Linked DNA regions of Homo sapiens: region 2 is linked to region 1. A link is a contact called in ENCODE Hi-C or POLR2A ChIA-PET data. All regions are on one chromosome and are shown on one strand. Each heading gives the region's core, a stretch centred on a gene start or an enhancer-like site at or near the end of the contact. The rest is flanking DNA. Distances are from core to core; before and after follow the strand shown. Region 1 overlaps TMEM52B (transmembrane protein 52B). Region 2 overlaps KLRK1-AS1 (KLRK1 antisense RNA 1).

The links. Hi-C counts contacts between places; a loop is a spot of excess contacts on that map. ChIA-PET counts read pairs that join two places held with the same protein, here RNA polymerase II (POLR2A). Pooled maps may share reads with other maps.
Region 2: POLR2A ChIA-PET joins it to region 1 with 17 read pairs in Caco-2. The contact joins two enhancer-like sites. A Hi-C loop is called at or near these places in 2 of 50 pooled maps. POLR2A ChIA-PET finds 5 or more read pairs at or near these places in 5 of 52 experiments (Caco-2, OCI-LY7, PC-9 and 2 more).

What each region holds. Positions count from the first base shown.
Region 1 is chr12:10,187,729-10,191,693 of GRCh38, reverse strand. TMEM52B (transmembrane protein 52B) reads right to left here. Exons shown (of 5, transcript NM_001384896.1): 5 at 1-1,798. The coding sequence ends at 1,554. Among named protein-coding and RNA genes, the nearest start is that of TMEM52B, 11 kb to the right of the region's middle. Within about 2 kb of position 1,778, at least 5 of the 41 ENCODE cell types and tissues checked have a DNase peak (open chromatin) inside an H3K27ac peak, as active enhancers do.
Region 2 is chr12:10,365,228-10,369,192 of GRCh38, reverse strand. All of the region lies in intron 1 of KLRK1-AS1 (KLRK1 antisense RNA 1), which reads right to left. Among named protein-coding and RNA genes, the nearest start is that of KLRK1-AS1, 3.4 kb to the right of the region's middle. Within about 2 kb of position 2,117, at least 7 of the 41 ENCODE cell types and tissues checked have a DNase peak (open chromatin) inside an H3K27ac peak, as active enhancers do.

The DNA of each region.
Region 1 (3,965 bases), core at 529-3,028:
GATAAGTCATAGCAGGCAAGGGAAGGTTAGAAGACAGTAGGAAGAATAACATACATATGCATAACACTTTACAAATCATGCCACATATATTTAGCTTCTTTGATCTTCACAAAAACCTTCTGAGGTGTTATTATTTCCCATTTTTTAGGGAAAAAACGGCTTTAAAGATTTCAGGCCAGGAGCAGGGGGTCAGGCCTCTAATTCCAGCACTTTGGGAGGCCAAGGTGGGCGGATCACCTGACGTCAGGAGTTCTAGACCAGACTGGCCAACATGGTGAAACCCCCTCTCCACTAAAAATACAAAAATTAGCTGGGCACGGTGGCAGGCAGCTGTAATCCCAGCTAGTCGGGAAGCTGAGGCAGAAGAATTGCTTGAATCCGGGAGGTGGAGGTTACAGTGAGCTGAGACCATGCCATTGCATCCCAGCCTGGGCTACAAGAGCAAAACTCCATCTCAAAAAAAAAAAAAAGGATTTCAGTGACTTTTCTAAGGTGAGTAGTTTTTCCCTAAATGTGCGTCACTTCCTCGATTTTCCAATAATAATACTTTGGGAGGTGGTATGTTTTGTGGATAGATTAGCACTGTGCTGCGGCATGGTCCATGGGAAGCATCTCAACCAGGCTTAGTTCAGCATTTAGTTTTTGCTCCAAGAACTCGAGAGATGTGCAGATAGGCTCAAAGGAGAGAGTGTGTTTTCCACCATGGCTCCTCTAGGTGGCAGTGAGGGCCACCACTAGAGACTAGCGTGTGTCACTATAGAGGTGTTGTGGCTTTAAGTGGTCCAGGCAAAACAGGAAAGAAGTAAAGCAACACTATTCCTTTAGAGTTAAAACAGGGTGCAGGTATACATGCATGTGCGCACATATATGTGTTTGCAGTGCGGAGGAACTGAAGAATTAATCCAACTGTGACTGCACAGTATGGAGTTTTTCATACTGCTGAGGGGTAGGACCAGAGAGAAAGAAAGACTGATATTTGGCACTTAAATACTATACTGTGTTCTCTTTGCCCATATCAGCAATGCCATCCCTAGCTTTTAGATATCCGAGTGGGTATGTTGTGCTGTCTAAGATGATCATTGTCATTCGGTGTAAAATCGATTGCTGTCTCAGGAGGAAAGATGCATGCATTCAGTGCATTAATGTCGATGGCTGTGCTGACACTGTTGTCTTTCTTTTCCAGTTAACCGCAGTGGATTCGCTGACAGAGAGAGACACAACTTGCAGTATCATGTGGGTACAGGAATTCTATATGCACTCAATAGTTAAAGGAATTCAAGACACCTTGATGCTTTCCTGGTTTAGTAGTAATCAGTGTGGCTAGAGATTACTTGCAGATTTTGGCCATTGGATACAAAATTAGAGTTCCCAATTAGAGCATTCTGTATCGGAAGATATAAAGGCCTGTGAACGAAGAGTAAGAACCATCTTTCCCATAGAATGATGGTGTTAGATGCCATCTTAAAACTTCTGAGGGTTAGAAAAGTATGTGTTCCATTTTCCCACAGACTCTGGACATCACTCCACTCCTATTTATAAAATGACAGCTCTCATCAGTTCCAAGAGTCAACTATTCGAGTCGACTCCTTCTCTGTTGGAGGCAGCTGCTTTTCTTCAGGTACTGGGGGTAGATCAGGTGCTTTCTGCCCGCACATGGCTACTGTGAAGCGACTCATGTGAAGAGCTTCTTCATACCCTGGGAGGGTGTCCAAAGAGGAGGGCAGCTGGCCCAGGGAGCTGTGGGAGTGAGCCACAGCCAGGATCCTCCGAGCTGCAGGGCCAAACACCGACTGCAGAGCTGTGAAGAAAGAAGGAACAGAGCTAAGAAACTAAGGGAAACAGGACACCCTCAGACAGCAGAGACTTACTTCACACTTAACTGTCGCTTCATTTTTTACAAGTATCCAAACTCATTGTCACTCCTTGCCCCAAATTTTATGAATATCCTTTGAAGCATGTTTACAACCCAGCTTCCTGCTCTGCTAGAAGGACCTGTTTTCTCTGGTAACCTCAAATAATCTAAAGAATGTTTCTGTATCTCTCTCTCTCTCTTTTTTTTTTTTTTTTTTTGAGACGGAGTTTTGCTCTTGTTGCCCAGGCTGGAGTGCAATGGTGGATCTTGGCTCATTGCAACCTCCGCCTCCTGGATTCAAGTGATTCTCCTGCCTCAGCCTCCCAAGTAGCTGGGATTACAGGCGCCCGCCACCATGCCCAGGTAATTTTTGTATTTTTAGTAGAGACAGGGTTTCACTATGTTGGCCAGGCTGGTCTTGAACTCCTGACCTCAGGTGATCCACCCGCCTTGGCCTCCCAAAGTGCTGGGATTACAGGAGTGAACCACCACACCCAGCCAAGAATGTTTCTGCATCCTGCAACTCAACCCTGCCCTTTCCCCTTTCAGACTTAGATCCCTTTCCCCCAGCCCCCGATACTATAGACTCCTTAGGATTATTTATTTTTACCTCATCTCTTTTCTTTTTTTTTTTTTTTTTAGACAGTGTCTCACTCTGTCACCCAGGTTGGAGTGCAGTGGCACAATCTCGGGTCGCTGCAACCTCCACCTCCCAGGTTCAAACAATTCTCTCCTGCCTCGTCCTCCCGAGTAGCTGGGATTACAGGCATGTGCCAACGTGCCTGGCTAATTTTTTTTTTTTTTTTTTTTTTTTTTTTTTTTTTTGAGACGGAGTCTCGCTCTGTCGCCCAGGCTGGAGTGCAGTGGCGCGATCTCGGCTCACTGCAAGCTCCGCCTCCCGGGTTCTCGCCATTCTCCTGCCTCAGCCTCCTGAGTAGCTGGGACTACAGGCGCCCGCCACCACGCCGAGCTAATTTTTGTATTTTCAGTAGAGATGGGGTTTCACTGCGTTAGCCAGGATGGTCTCGATCTCCTGACCTTGTGATCCACCCGCTTCGGCCTCCCAAAGTGCTGGGATTACAGGTGTGAGCCACCGTGCCTGGCCAACAAAAGTGCCTGGCTAATTTTTGTATTTTTAGTAGAGGTGGGGTTTCACCATGTTGGCCAGTCTGGTCTCAATCTCCTGACCTCAAATAATCCACCTGCCTCGGCCTCCCAAAGTTCTGGGATTACAAGCATGAGCCACCATGCCCAGTTATCTTTTTTCTTTTTCTTTTTCTTTTTCTTTTTCTTTTTCTTCTTTTCCTTCCTTCCTTCCTTCCTTCCTTCCTTCCTTCCTTCCTTCCTTCCCTCTCTCTCTTTCTTTCTTTCCTTTTTTATTTTTTGATGGTGTCTCACTCTGTAGCCCAAGCTGGAGTGAAGTGGCGCCATCTCGGCTCACTGAAACCTCCGCCTCCTGGGCTCAAATGATTCTCGTGCCTCAGCCTCCCGAGTAGCTGGGACTACAAGCCCGTGCCACCACGCCCAGCTAAATTTTGTACGTTAATAGGGACGGGGTTTCACCATGTTGCCCAGGGTGGTCTCAAACTCCTGAGCTCAGATGATCTGCCCGCCTTGGACTGAGCCACCGTGCCCAGCCTTGGTTATCCTTTTTTCCTAAGATGACAGTGAGAAAGGGGAGGTAGGAAAGGTGAACAGCAACACATCATATCATTCTATTTTGTTGTTGTTGTTGTTTTGAGACAGGGTCTTTCTCTGTCGCTCACCCAGGCTGGAGTGCAGTGGCACGATCTCGGCTCACTTCAACCTTTGCCTCCCGGGTTCAAGCGAGTGTCACGCCTCAGCTTCCCAAGTAGCTGGGATTGCAGGTGTGTGCCACCATGCCTGGCTAGTTTTTGTATTTTTAGTAGAGACGAGGTTTCACCATGTTGACCAGCTTGGTCTCGAACTCCTGACTTCAAGTAAGCCACCTGCCTCAGCCTCCCAAAGTTCTGGGATTACAGGCATGAGCCACTGCGCCCAGCCATCACTCTCTTTTCAAAATAAATATCCACATTTTGCCAGCTGGTGTTCTGACTGGTACTTGCTCCTCAATTTTAGGAAAGAGCATAGT
Region 2 (3,965 bases), core at 868-3,367, 180 kb before region 1:
CTTTATAATCCTGTTATTAAAAGTATTTTTTTACATACCTTGTACATAAACTTTTTTTAATAATTTTACATTCAGGAGGCCTGTTTTTCAGTTATACAATATTTTTTGCATAAATTCCCTTTTATAGCTTTTCTTATGACTTTCACAGACAATCTTCAGCATGTCTTAACTTTCTGCCTTCCTTTTTCACTATTTTTCTAGTTTCACTCTCTGTATCTTCCTTTGATTTCTGTCTCTTCCAGTTTCTCTCTTACTTACTCTTTCCCTCTATTTCTCTCTCTCTCTCATTTGCGCTCTATTTTCCTCTCTCTCTCTCTCTCTCTCTCTCATCCTGTTTCCCTTTCTTTTCCCAAGTTCTCCTGCTCCTGCTGCGAGCCCTGCTGGGCCATGGCACGGGCCCCACCCCCACGCACACGCAGCTGTCTGTTTCTCCTGTGTTTTTTATTTTTCCTGATTTCCCTTTTTATATTTTTTCCTTTCTTTTTACACTTAGTTTCTCTGGCTGGGTGGGTGGGATTTGCCCGGCTGTAGTCTGGGCCCCAGGCAGTCACCGGCCCAGAGGATTGGCAGATGCCTGCCGCAAATTGCAAGAATTATGCCCTTTCACCTCCTCTGCTCTCCTCCCGGCACCAGTCCCCAAGCTCTTTGGGGAGAGGGACTTACCCCTTGGCGTGCCTGCCTGGCTGTTTGGCTCTATGCTTGCTGTTTTTGCTTTCTTTCCCTCTGACTTCCTCTCCTAGTTTTTTTCTTTTCTGCTGGTCTTTCTTTTTTCTCCACCTGTAGCAGGATTGATAAGGAATCAGGAACACCAAGGGGTTGAGGAGGATTTTTATTATTTAGGTGCACTGGCCCAGTTGGATTAACATCCAAATGACTGAGCCCTGAACAAAGAGTCAAGTTATCTTTTAAGTATTTTGTCTGTGGGGGAAGATTTGTGCAGGGGGAAGCATATTACAGAAGCAAGAAACAAAGACAGTTATTCAATTGAGACATACATTACATTGTTTCTTACTTTTCAAGGAAAAGCATGTTTTATGACTTGAGTTTGTCTGTCTAGTGACCTTGCAGCTGCACAGCTAGAGAAACAGGGTCTTCACAATGCCTGGGAAAGGGAGAGATAAGGCTCACTAGCCACGGAAAAACAGGCAGTTAATTTTTAAAGGACTCCAGTTCTTTCTCTTCCTCAGGGGGAATTGGGTTTTCTTACATACAACTGAGTTTTTGCTTACACATTCTTTAATTTCTTTTAATTCCTGTTCCATTCCCCCCTTTGGTGCTTTTTATAACAAATGTGTTAACAGAAAGCACCACTATTTGCCACGTCTTCGTGGAGCTGAGCTGCTGCTTCTACCAGCAGCGACTGATATCTGGTTAATGCCATCATCTGCATGGTAGTGTATCAGGCCACTATTGCCTCCATAGTTGACTGAATACTTCTAATAAACAGGGGTAAAAGGCAAGGGAGGATGAGGCAGATGCCAAGAATAACCAAGAACCCACCAATGAGGCTTTTGAATCCTCTAAAGGCTGAGAACCATCCTCCAAACAAGGAATCCGGGGACCACCCAGACCAAGTCTGAACTGGAATATGGGCCAATGTGTGCATTCTAGCGGTGATTTCCATGACAGCTCAACCATTATCATCGATTTCTAGGCAACAGTTGGTTAAATTAAATTTTCCACATACTCCTCCTCCTGAGGCTAAGAGGTAATCTAAAGCCAATCTATTTTGATATATAGCATTCCTCATTTCTGTTGTTGTATTTTTTTCCATGTGAGTTCCTTGGTGGAACTCTTTTAAAAATCTGGGGGCCACCATTTCAGGTATGGCTAGCCTCCCATTGGATAATATTTACCATCTCCTTTTAATGTAGTTTTTATTTTTCTGGGCAAAATAAGCCCTTTCATTTGGAGTGTAGCTTGGGATATCCAGGAGAGGAATCTCTGGGAGGAGAGGCATAGCTAAGGCTTCCTCTTTAAAAGGTGGAGTTGTCATTGCAGCCTGCTTTGCCTCTTTGTCTGTTTTCTTATTTTATTTTATTTTTTTAGCCTTTAGTATTCTTCCTTTTTGGTGCCCCTTGCAGTACATCACTGCCACCTTTTGGGGCCTATACAGCATTTAAGAGCTCTAGAATTTCTTCCTTATACTTTATTTCTTTACTTTCAGCAGTTAAAATTATTTTTTCTTTGTAAATAGTCTCATGAACATGCAAAGTGGCAGAAACATATCTGGAATATGTGTAAATATTTGTCTTTTGGTCTTTGGCTAGCCAGAGAGCTCTTGTCAGAGCTATTAGTTCTGCTTTCTAAGCAGAAGTTTTTGTAGGCAAAGACTGCACCTCTACTACTGAATCCAAAGTCACCACTGCATACCCAGCTTGGCGGACTCCGTTTAGTATGAAACTGCTTCCATTAGTAAAATATTCAATGTCCAGGTCCCTGAGGGATGTATCTGTCAAATCTCTCTGGCTTAAGAACACTTCATCTATCACATTTACACAGCAACGAAGGGGGTCTCCTGGCACTGACTCGATGAGGAGCAAGGTAGCCGGGTTTAGGGTATTCACCATCTCTAAAGTCAGTTTATTAGCTTCTTGTGCCAGTAGGGCAGTAGCAGCTAGTGCTTTAAAACAAGGAGGCCATCCAAGTGCCACAGAATCTAACTGCCTGGATAAGTGTGTCACTGGGCAATGCCATGACCTTATGGCTTGAGTTAGAATCTTTATGGCCTCCCTTTCACTTGTGGACATTCAAGAAGATAAGCTTAGTTAGTTAGATCTGGCAGTCCTAAAGCTGGGATCTGAGTCAAGGCTTCTTTGATTTTTTGAAAAGCCTTCTTCTGGTTGGCCTCCTAGAGGAGGAGTCCTTCTTTCCTCCTCTTTGTGGCTTTGTATAATGGCTTAGCCACAAGCAAGAAATTTGGGATCTAAATGCGGAAGAACTTTGCTGCCCTTAGGAACTCTGTTATTCGACGCCAGGTGGTTGGAGTAGGAAGTGCACAAACAGCCTGCTTTTGTTCACTACTAAGCCATCTTTCCTCTTGGCTTATGTAAAAGCTTAAGTACTGGACACTTTTCGAGCAGATCTGAGCTTTTTTCTGACCCTTTATATCCTGCCTTTCACAGCAGTCTTGGGTTTCTCCTGGGTGCAGTAGCCCTTGGCCAGTGGTTTTTTCATACCATGGCCTTGACCATTCTCCTTATTCTTTTGACATTTATCCTTCTAGTGTCCTTTTCTTTTGCACCATGTACATTAATCTCTCTCTAGCCTTGGCTGGCTTTCAAATTGCTGTCCAGACTAGCCTTTTCCACAACTGCATTCACACCCGCATCTATGCCTCCTTGCAAAGCCAGCCTCTCTTCCCATAAGGGCTGCTGCTTGTAAATAAGCCTTTATTAAGCCTCCAATCAGCTTTCTTCTTTGCCTCCTGGTCTCAGTTAATGTACACCTTGGTAGCCACTTTAATAAGCTGAGTAGCATTCACACCTACGGAGCTTCTAACTTCTGCAATTTATGCCTGATATCTCCTTGGGCCTGCCTTACAAATGCCGTATTTACTATTCACTGATTTTCAGCAGCCTCGGGGTTAAACAGAGTGTACAAGCAAAATGCCTATAAAACTGGCTGGTGCTTTTATCTGCACCATGGAGCACTTCTGAGATTTTTTTATATTGGTTGCCTTTTCCTTTTAACATCCTTTAGCCTTTGTAAAAGTGCTTCTCGGCACTTTTGTAGGTGCTGAAGCTGGACTGCATCGTCTGGGTCCTAGTGGGGGTCTGCTTGTCCTCTTAAGAGGCAGAAGCATAACTTGGGCATGACTTGACCTGAGACGGCCTGCCTACCTTTTTGAGCCTTTCGTTTTAACTTCCTGGAGCTCCGATTTCTCCTTCTCAGGTGAGAGTGGGAGCATGTATCTGTTTGAACTTACCTCCTTAGGGGCAATTAGCCTTGGTAAGGGGGGATAG